2 separate regions of the Mus musculus genome follow, and region 2 is linked to region 1. A link is a contact called in ENCODE Hi-C or POLR2A ChIA-PET data. All regions are on one chromosome and are shown on one strand. Each heading gives the region's core, a stretch centred on a gene start or an enhancer-like site at or near the end of the contact. The rest is flanking DNA. Distances are from core to core; before and after follow the strand shown.

The links. A loop is a pair of places that touch in the nucleus more often than their neighbours do. ChIA-PET counts read pairs that join two places held with the same protein, here RNA polymerase II (POLR2A).
Region 2: a map of heart shows a loop between it and region 1 (3-fold over the local background). The contact joins the promoter of Mosmo here to the promoter of Uqcrc2 in region 1. A Hi-C loop is called at or near these places in 1 of 37 maps with a recorded cell type or tissue (heart). POLR2A ChIA-PET finds 5 or more read pairs at or near these places in 1 of 5 experiments (Patski).

What each region holds. Positions count from the first base shown.
Region 1 is chr7:120,633,304-120,637,274 of GRCm38, reverse strand. Uqcrc2 (ubiquinol cytochrome c reductase core protein 2) reads right to left here and starts at 2,086. Exons shown (of 14, transcript NM_025899.2): 1 at 1,953-2,086. The coding sequence starts at 1,985.
Region 2 is chr7:120,675,894-120,679,864 of GRCm38, reverse strand. It overlaps Mosmo (modulator of smoothened), which reads right to left and starts at 2,245. Exons shown (of 3, transcript NM_001164580.1): 1 at 1,995-2,245. The coding sequence starts at 2,100. It also overlaps a transcript of Pdzd9 not described here.

The sequences.
Region 1 (3,971 bases), core at 837-3,336:
ATAATGAGTTCTCTATGAGCTTGGAAAAATACCTATTTTGTTGCTTTTAATTATTTTATTAAAATGTCAAGCGTTCCTTCTAGTAGTGATGATTTCAAAGTTTCTGGACAGTTGGATTGTTAACACTTCATAACAGATTTCAGCATTCCTGTTTCCTCCATTTGTCAGTCTTTCATTTATTTTTACTAAAATCACCTTCATCTCCTTGGTCACTTTAAGGATCGTTTCCCAGTGCCCTTAATGTCTGCACTACAGTTTCACCCTTTCAGGTGCTGTACTAGGCATATTCAACCAAGAAAGGGTCTTAGCTTTATTGAACAAATATCTACACAATCCTAAAATCAACAACAAATTCTCAGCATAATATGTAATAACTTGGATGATGGATCTAAATGCACTGACTTTACACACACATATACACACACACACATACACACACACACACATTATACACAATGGTATAAAGCTATTAAGATATTCCAATTATGTCTAGGGTTCACAGGATTACTAATGGACATGCAAGCAAATACACTTTCATGATGCTAAGATCCACTAAACATGTTGTCAAGTGTACCTGTAAAGTTCTATAATGCTCCTACTCGGCACTGCCCAGACTGCTGTATGCTGAACACTCAGTCAGTGCTGGGCTAATCTGGCTGCTGGTTTTCACCTGTTCATGGAATTACTACTTTATCCCTTCAGTCCTGCTTGTAAATTATGAATATAATTAACTGTGTCATTTTCATTTTAGTTTGCTGGATAAGGTATATGCAGCCACTTGTGATTTTTAGCTGTGAATTTTTAGCTGTGCCCAAGATGTAATTCCTGTAACATCCAAGTGTAACAGTCCACATATGAATAATCCACACTTCCACTTCTGTGCTTTTGGGTAGTGAAGTTTAAAATCTCCTGCTTCTTTTGGGTTCCTTTCAGGAAAGACTTAGATACAATTTCTACTTTGTTTTAATAACACATGGAAAGTCCTGCTCTCTAAGGACTGCTAGCAATTGGTCTGTCTAGGCACAAGGAATACAACTGCAGCCTAAATTTGTACAACACATATATGTAAGTATAAAGCACAAGGAAACACTATGCCCAGGCCTGGTGTATCACTGTCTAGTCGTCTCTCAACACAGACACTCCTGGCATTTCCGCGTTGTAACTGTGCTGTAGGGGCTGCTGTTGTATGGTTGGATGTCTAGCTGCACCGCTGACCTCTAGATGCTAGAAGCACTCTCTCAACAGGTGGTTACGAATAAAAAGCTCCGCATGTGACCGGCTAGTAGGGGCAAATTAGCCCTTGTTGAAGTTTAAATGCTCCCATTCTCATCTCTTGAAAACCACGATTCCAGCGTGATAACGTGCTGACACACATGAGGTACTCCTCTCCTCACCGCAAGTGACAACTACATATTTTAGGGCTAGTCTTGAAGAAAGATCAAGAGCCCCTCCTGGAGGAAGCCTTTAAATGGGACCCCGAGAAAACGAGCATCTTAAGGAATGCGGGGACTGAGTACTGACAGGAACGAAGGTGCCGGCACTGAGATAAGCAGCGCACCGCGTTTGTGAATTTAATAAACTCGCACGCATTGGGGAAACCGACGCCTCGGGATCAACCCAGGGGCAGAGGTCGTAGGTAGGGGAAGCAGGCGGCCCGGGTGGCGTTGGCCTACACCCTACCTGCTTCTCGAGTGACCTTCAGGAATCTCCCGAGAGCCGCTTCTCCGCCACTCTCCAGGCCACCCTCCTCTTCCGCTTTCCCCGCGTTAGCTCTCGGCTGCTCACAGGACCCGCCGAGCCTCCCAGGCCTCGGCTCGCTGGCAGCCCCCTTCTCCGCGGGGTTTACCTGAAGGGCAGACCCAGGCCTGAGGCCAAGGCCGCACACTCCGCACCCAGCTCCTGAGTGGCCGACAAGCGTCCCCAGCCCTGCCCCACGCACGTCCCATGCTCACCGAGAAGGACCCGGCCCTGCTGAGGAGCTTCATGGCTCTAGCAGTTGCCCTTTCCCACGGTCACCGCTGCAGACAGCAAAGCAAGATGGGGTCGGAGGACCGAGTTTCCCGGTGTGCACTGCGAGCTTGCCCACGCCCCCTTGTACCGGCGGCCCTCTACGCATGCAGTGCTCTACTGCTCCGGTAGGCGGGACGAGCCCAGCTCCTGGGGAGAGGCTAGAGGTCTCCCGGACTAGATTGCAGCTTTTGTAGGTTATCCTTTCTGAGTTCTTTTTCTGCAAAAGACATGCAGCCTGTAATCCCAGCTGCGTCTGCAGCCGTCACAGTCACCCCAGCCGTCTTGGGCCTGCCCGTGAGTCCTCGCAAGTCCGGGAGTCGTCGGCACTCCCTGTTCCTCGGAGGTCGTCCCTCGCCACTTTTACTGTAGTCTTCCCGGTACCGCGAACTTGGTGACCGAGTTCACAGAAACTGGCAGGACGAATGTCTCGTCGAACAGATCGACACACTTGTAGGTCTCCTTGCCGCAAGGAGATCGTCACCAGCAAGGACTCAATCTCGTGAAATTTTCTCGCGCAAATTTGCGCGTGTGTGTATAATCAGGGACTTAATATAGTCTTCTATTGTACTTAAAAATGTTTAACTGTTGGTGATACAGACATATGGCACAAATCATTCGTGTGTTACACTATGATTGAGACTAATTCGGGAACCACTGCTTTCATGAAGCCGCATAGCTGCTTAAAAATGTTTTTGGTTACTTTTATTTTTTTTACAGTCCAGTCGTTGCCAGATTCCCGGTCCGCCCCTCCCACAGTTCCTCATCCCATTCCTCCTACCCCTTCTCTAAGAGGATGCCCCCGCCAGGCCTCAGTACTCCCTGGGGCCTCGTTTCTCAAGTTAGGTGCCTCTTCTCCCACTGAGGCCAGACCAGGTAGTCCTCTGCTGTATATATGTTGGGACCTCGGACTAGCTCATGTATGCTGCCTGGTTGGTGGCTCTGTGTCTGAGAGAACTCAGGGGTTCAGGTTAATTGAGACTGTTGTTGGTCTTGCTATGGGGTTGCCCTCCTCCTCCTCAGCTTCTTCCAGTCTTTCCCCTAATTCAACCGCAGGGGTCTCCGACTTCAGTCTAATGGTTGGGTGTAACTATCTGCTTCTGTCTCAGTCAGCTGCTTGTTGGGCCTCTCTGAGGGTAGTGTCAGTCCTTGGAGCCTCCCCTTGAGCTGGATCCAAATTTGGGCCTGCCACTGAACCTCTTTTCCTTCAGTCTGTTCTCCATTTTTGTCCCTGCAGTTCTTTTAGACAGGGACGATCTGGGTCAGAGTTTTTGATTGTGGGATGGCAACCCCATCCCTCCACTTGATGTCCTGCTTTTCTACTGGAGGTGGACTCTATAAGTTCCCTTTCCCCACTGTTGGGCATTTCATTTAAGGTCCCTCCCTTTGAGTTCTGAGAGTCTTTCACTTCCCAGGTCTCTGAGGGTCCCCCCATCTGAGGGGGGTGGTTTCTATTCTTTTCTGCTGGCTCTCAGAGCTTCACTCCTGATTCTCCCTTACCCCAATACCTGATCATGTTCCCCTTTTCCTCTCCCTGTCCCCTCTCCCACCCAGGTCCCTCCTTCTGCCCACCCCCTCCTAATGCTTTCTACCCCTCCCCCCCAAGTGGGATTGAGGACTTGGGTCTTTGGCTTGTTAACCTTCTTGAGTTCTGTATTCTGGGTATTTTGTACTTTTTTGGCTAATATCCACTTATTAGAGAATACATACCATGCATGTCCTTTTGGGTCTCAGTTACCTCACTCAGGATCATACTTTCTAGTTTCATCCATTAGCCTGCAAAACTCAGGATTGTCCTCATTCTTAATATCCGAGTAGTATTCCATTGTGTAAATGAACCACATTTCCTGTATCCATTCTGTCATGGGACATCTCAGTTGTTTCCAGCTTCTGGCTATCACAAATACGGATGCTATGAACATAGTGGAACAAGTGCCCCTGTGGCATGGCAGGGAATCTTTTGG
Region 2 (3,971 bases), core at 996-3,495, 42 kb before region 1:
AGAGATGGCTTGGTAGTTAAGAGTACTGGCTACTCTTCCATAAGACTCTGATCTGATTCCCAGCACCCACATGGTGGTTCACAACCATCTGTTACTTCAGAACCTCTTCAGGCCTCTTCCAGTACCAGACATGCACAGGGTACATAGACATGCAGTAGGAAAACACCCACAGACGTAAGTAAAATAGACGTTGAAAATGACTGCACTAAATTACCACCATCAAAATGCCAATAGACTGAACACAAGGCAGGGAAACGGCGGAGAGCCTTGCTACCCACGAGGTCCCTCCTGAGCTCCTGGAGCGCACGCACGCGTGCTCGTGGCCAGTCCTCCCATTCCACATCCTATTTGTGCTCCTTGTGATTGTCTCACTGATTTGAGAGATGTAATTATTTTTACTTTTGATTATTTACTTCGTATAAGTATTGTTGATGTTTTCTTTCCAAGGGCATTTAGAAAGCTCACTATCTATTCACTATCCTTATTTAGAAAATTCACCAGTGTCAAAGGATCAGTGGGGCAGGAAGGTTGCCACACGGTACAGCCACAGCCACCACGCACAGAGCTGGACAAGCCTACCGTTCGCACTCTCTCTGCAGCTGCTTCCCTTTCTCAGACAGTTTCCCTTTCTGCAAACTTTGGGCTACTGTCCCTTTCATGTCTTTGCCAACTCACAGGCAAAGACTTCAACTCCAAATCTGAGTGCTGTATTTATTCTCCTCTTGCTTTCTCTCGAGTGGCCTTTGCAACATCAGCTCTGGAAGGCTGCACCGTTCTGCTCTTATATAATGTATAGTAGCACTTCCCTTCCCCGAGCTGCCTTGCCTTGCTCGTGGGCATTCCAGCCACTACCTACAGGGATTCCACCTAAAAGATCTTTTTCCAATAAGGATCTCTCTACTCAACAGTGCGAACCTTTCTTTGCTCCTAAGCATGTGATACTTAGAAAGTCTCACAAAGGAGTCTCTACACATACAGTCAGAGTAAAAACAACGGTGATAATGAACTGAATGTCTGTTCACACATATAGTCAAGTACACTGTCTGGAGTCAGCAACACTTTCAGAAACAGCCCACAGGTATTACCAAACTCCACATGATTCCCAAACTCTCTTTTTATGTGTTACAATTAACAGCTCTGCTAAAACTCTACAGCCAAGACAAGTGGAATTCTTCAGTGTTATGTTAATAACCAGTACATCTGGCAGCATGATTTTGTGTTACTAGGTCTAGGTTAGAGAGGAAGAAGAAAGCAACAAATGTCCCAGCTACCGTTTTGTTTTGTTTTGTTTTAAGAGCTAAAAATATTGCTGGATAAATTGAGAACCCTATGCGGCACTTAAGAAGTTTGACAGCACAACGATACATTTTATAAGAAATCATTTGAAGGGTCCCACTCCTCATTCCCCTTCACCTTCGCTGAACAAGCAGTTCAAATACAAGACCGTTCCTTAATTCTGAGCAGTTCTCCTGACAGCTGTGTACATTAATTAAAGGTTTGGTCTCGCAGGTCTAGGTGAGAAAGAGAGAAGCAAGGGAGGGCTGGAGCTGAGAACCCTGCCAGCGCATTCACCTGGGATACCCTTCGGAAAGATGCCCGCCTCTTTCTTGAGGACACCCCACACACACACACACACACAGACACCCGCCTCCAGCGCCAACGTTCCAGCAGGCACTGCCTCTGGGGCTGCCTGCGACTCTAATGTGTTATTTAATTTTCTAACTACTATTAAGATATCTCCAGCGCGCGCGTGTGTGCGTGAGATGCGCTGGAATGAAAGATGCTCCATAAAATGAAGTTTATTATTAGTATTATTATAGCTCCCCCCAGGCCTAAAAATAAAGCAAAGACTATAACCACAGACACTTCAAAGGGGAAAGGGGGAGCCACGGCAAACAGCCTCCGCCGGCCCCCCCACCCCGGCGCCGACCTTTAACCCTCGGGATCGCCGACCCGGGGGACCGCCACCCTCCCGGCCCGCGCACGCCGCTCACCCGCCGACTCCCCGGTGTTGATCCAGTCCGGGTTGGCGATGCTGGCGATGGCGAAGATATCGGCGGCCAGAAAGAGACATCCTGAGATGATGGTCAGTTTATCCATCGCCCCGCCCCGCTCCCCCCACCCCCCACCGCAGGGCAGGCCGCGGCCTCACTCCTCGCGCCCCATGGGCCGCCGGGCCCCGGGGTCCCCGCGCCGCCGCCCTCGGCCCTCGGCCCGCGCCGCGCGCTCGCGCCCTCCGCGCCGGGACCCGCAGCCGCCGCCCGCCCCGGAACTGCTCGGCCCGCCCGCCCCTCACCCGGAAGCGAAACCGCGCGCCGGCCGGCGGCGCCCAGGACTGCCCTGCAGAGCCTTCCCGAGGGGGCGTCGGCTCAGCCCGGCGCTCGGGGCTGCTACGGTGGTTCGGGTCGGAGACCCCTGAGATCTTAAAGATTTGTCCAGTGAGAATTAGGTGCAGACTGTTCCAGAGACAAGGAAACAGTCACTGGGGAGAGAGAAAGTGGATGTCAGGTTCAGGGACCTGCAGAACGGCCCGTGTGACTAGAGAGTGAGTGGCAGGAGAAAAGGTAGGCAGAGGCCAGAGGTGGCATTCGGGGTGGGCACGCGCCTACGAATCCCAGCTCTCGGGAAGCGGAAGCTGGAAAGACACCAGTTCCATGACAACCTAGGCTAAACAGGGAGATCCTGTCTTTAAATTCACCAAATGTGTATTTGGATTTTGTTCCAGATGCAATGGGAAGGAACTGGAGGATTTTCGACCAGGATAGTGACATGACCTTATTTGGTTTGTGAAGATCTGTGGTATAAATAGATTATAATGGGGGGAGGGGCAGCGAATGTAGGGACACCAGAAATGGCCCCGCAGTCTAAGACAGAGAATTGTGGTTTTTAGTTATGGTAGTCAAGAAAGAGAAAAATGAGCAGATGTGTGTGTTTTGCAGACAGAAGGAAGAACTTGCTGATAACAGAGAAAGCGATGAAGAATAACCTGAAATGTTTGTTAGTTTGCCCCTACCAGGTGTTTAGTGATATTTACAGAGTAAGGTTGTGGGGAGAGCCTTAGATTTAGTGCATAAACAGGAAACAATAATATGAATTGTTATAATAACAGGATTTGTCTACGATTTTGCTACCCCCTGGAGGTTTCCTTCCACCGTGGCTCTCTGCTAAATCACCATTAACCCTGACTTTATATCCATCTCTTTCTTAGCACTCCATAGAGCAAATGGAGATGATTTTTCTACTTAAGTACCACCTAAGCTATCTCTAGAAAGACCTAGAAGAGCGACTTTTGTCTCTATTTTTGGGATGCCTACATGTCCACAAAACTCAGGAGGTTTCAAATTCCACCAAATCCAGCATCCTTTCGTAATGGGCACCAGTGCCACCACGTAGATTGGGGAAAATGGAGTTGATTGCTGGTCTAAAGACTTTTCAGCCCAAACATTGGTCTCTTGGGGCAAGTATTTTTTTAAAAGTGCATATTTAATTACATAATTTATTTTTCCTCTGCCATTGACACTGACTCAGGTAATTCATGTTTCCTGGGGATCCAGATAGAATGCCTATCAGTTGCTGCAGTAGCTCTTCCCTTTCTTGTTCTAAAGACTGGGGAAGTTCTAAGGAGCCATAGTTTTGGCTTTGTTGTTGTTGTTGTTGTTGTTTATGTTTGTTTGTTTTTTCAAGACAGGGTATAGCCCTGGTTGTCCTGGAACTCATTTTGTAGACCAGGCTGGCCTCGAACTCAGAAATCTGCCTGCCTGTGCCTTGCCTCCCAAGTGCTGGGATTAAAGGCGTGTGCCACCACCGCCCGGCTTAGTTTTGGCTTATCTGCTGTTTTGATTGTCCAGAATAAAAGGAGCTGTAACTATAACAGAGAGGATTCCTGACTAATACCCATTGATGTTCATAACTGATCAAGGCCAAATGTTGGAACAGTTTGCGACTGTTTTAACTCCAGCTCTGTGGGATGA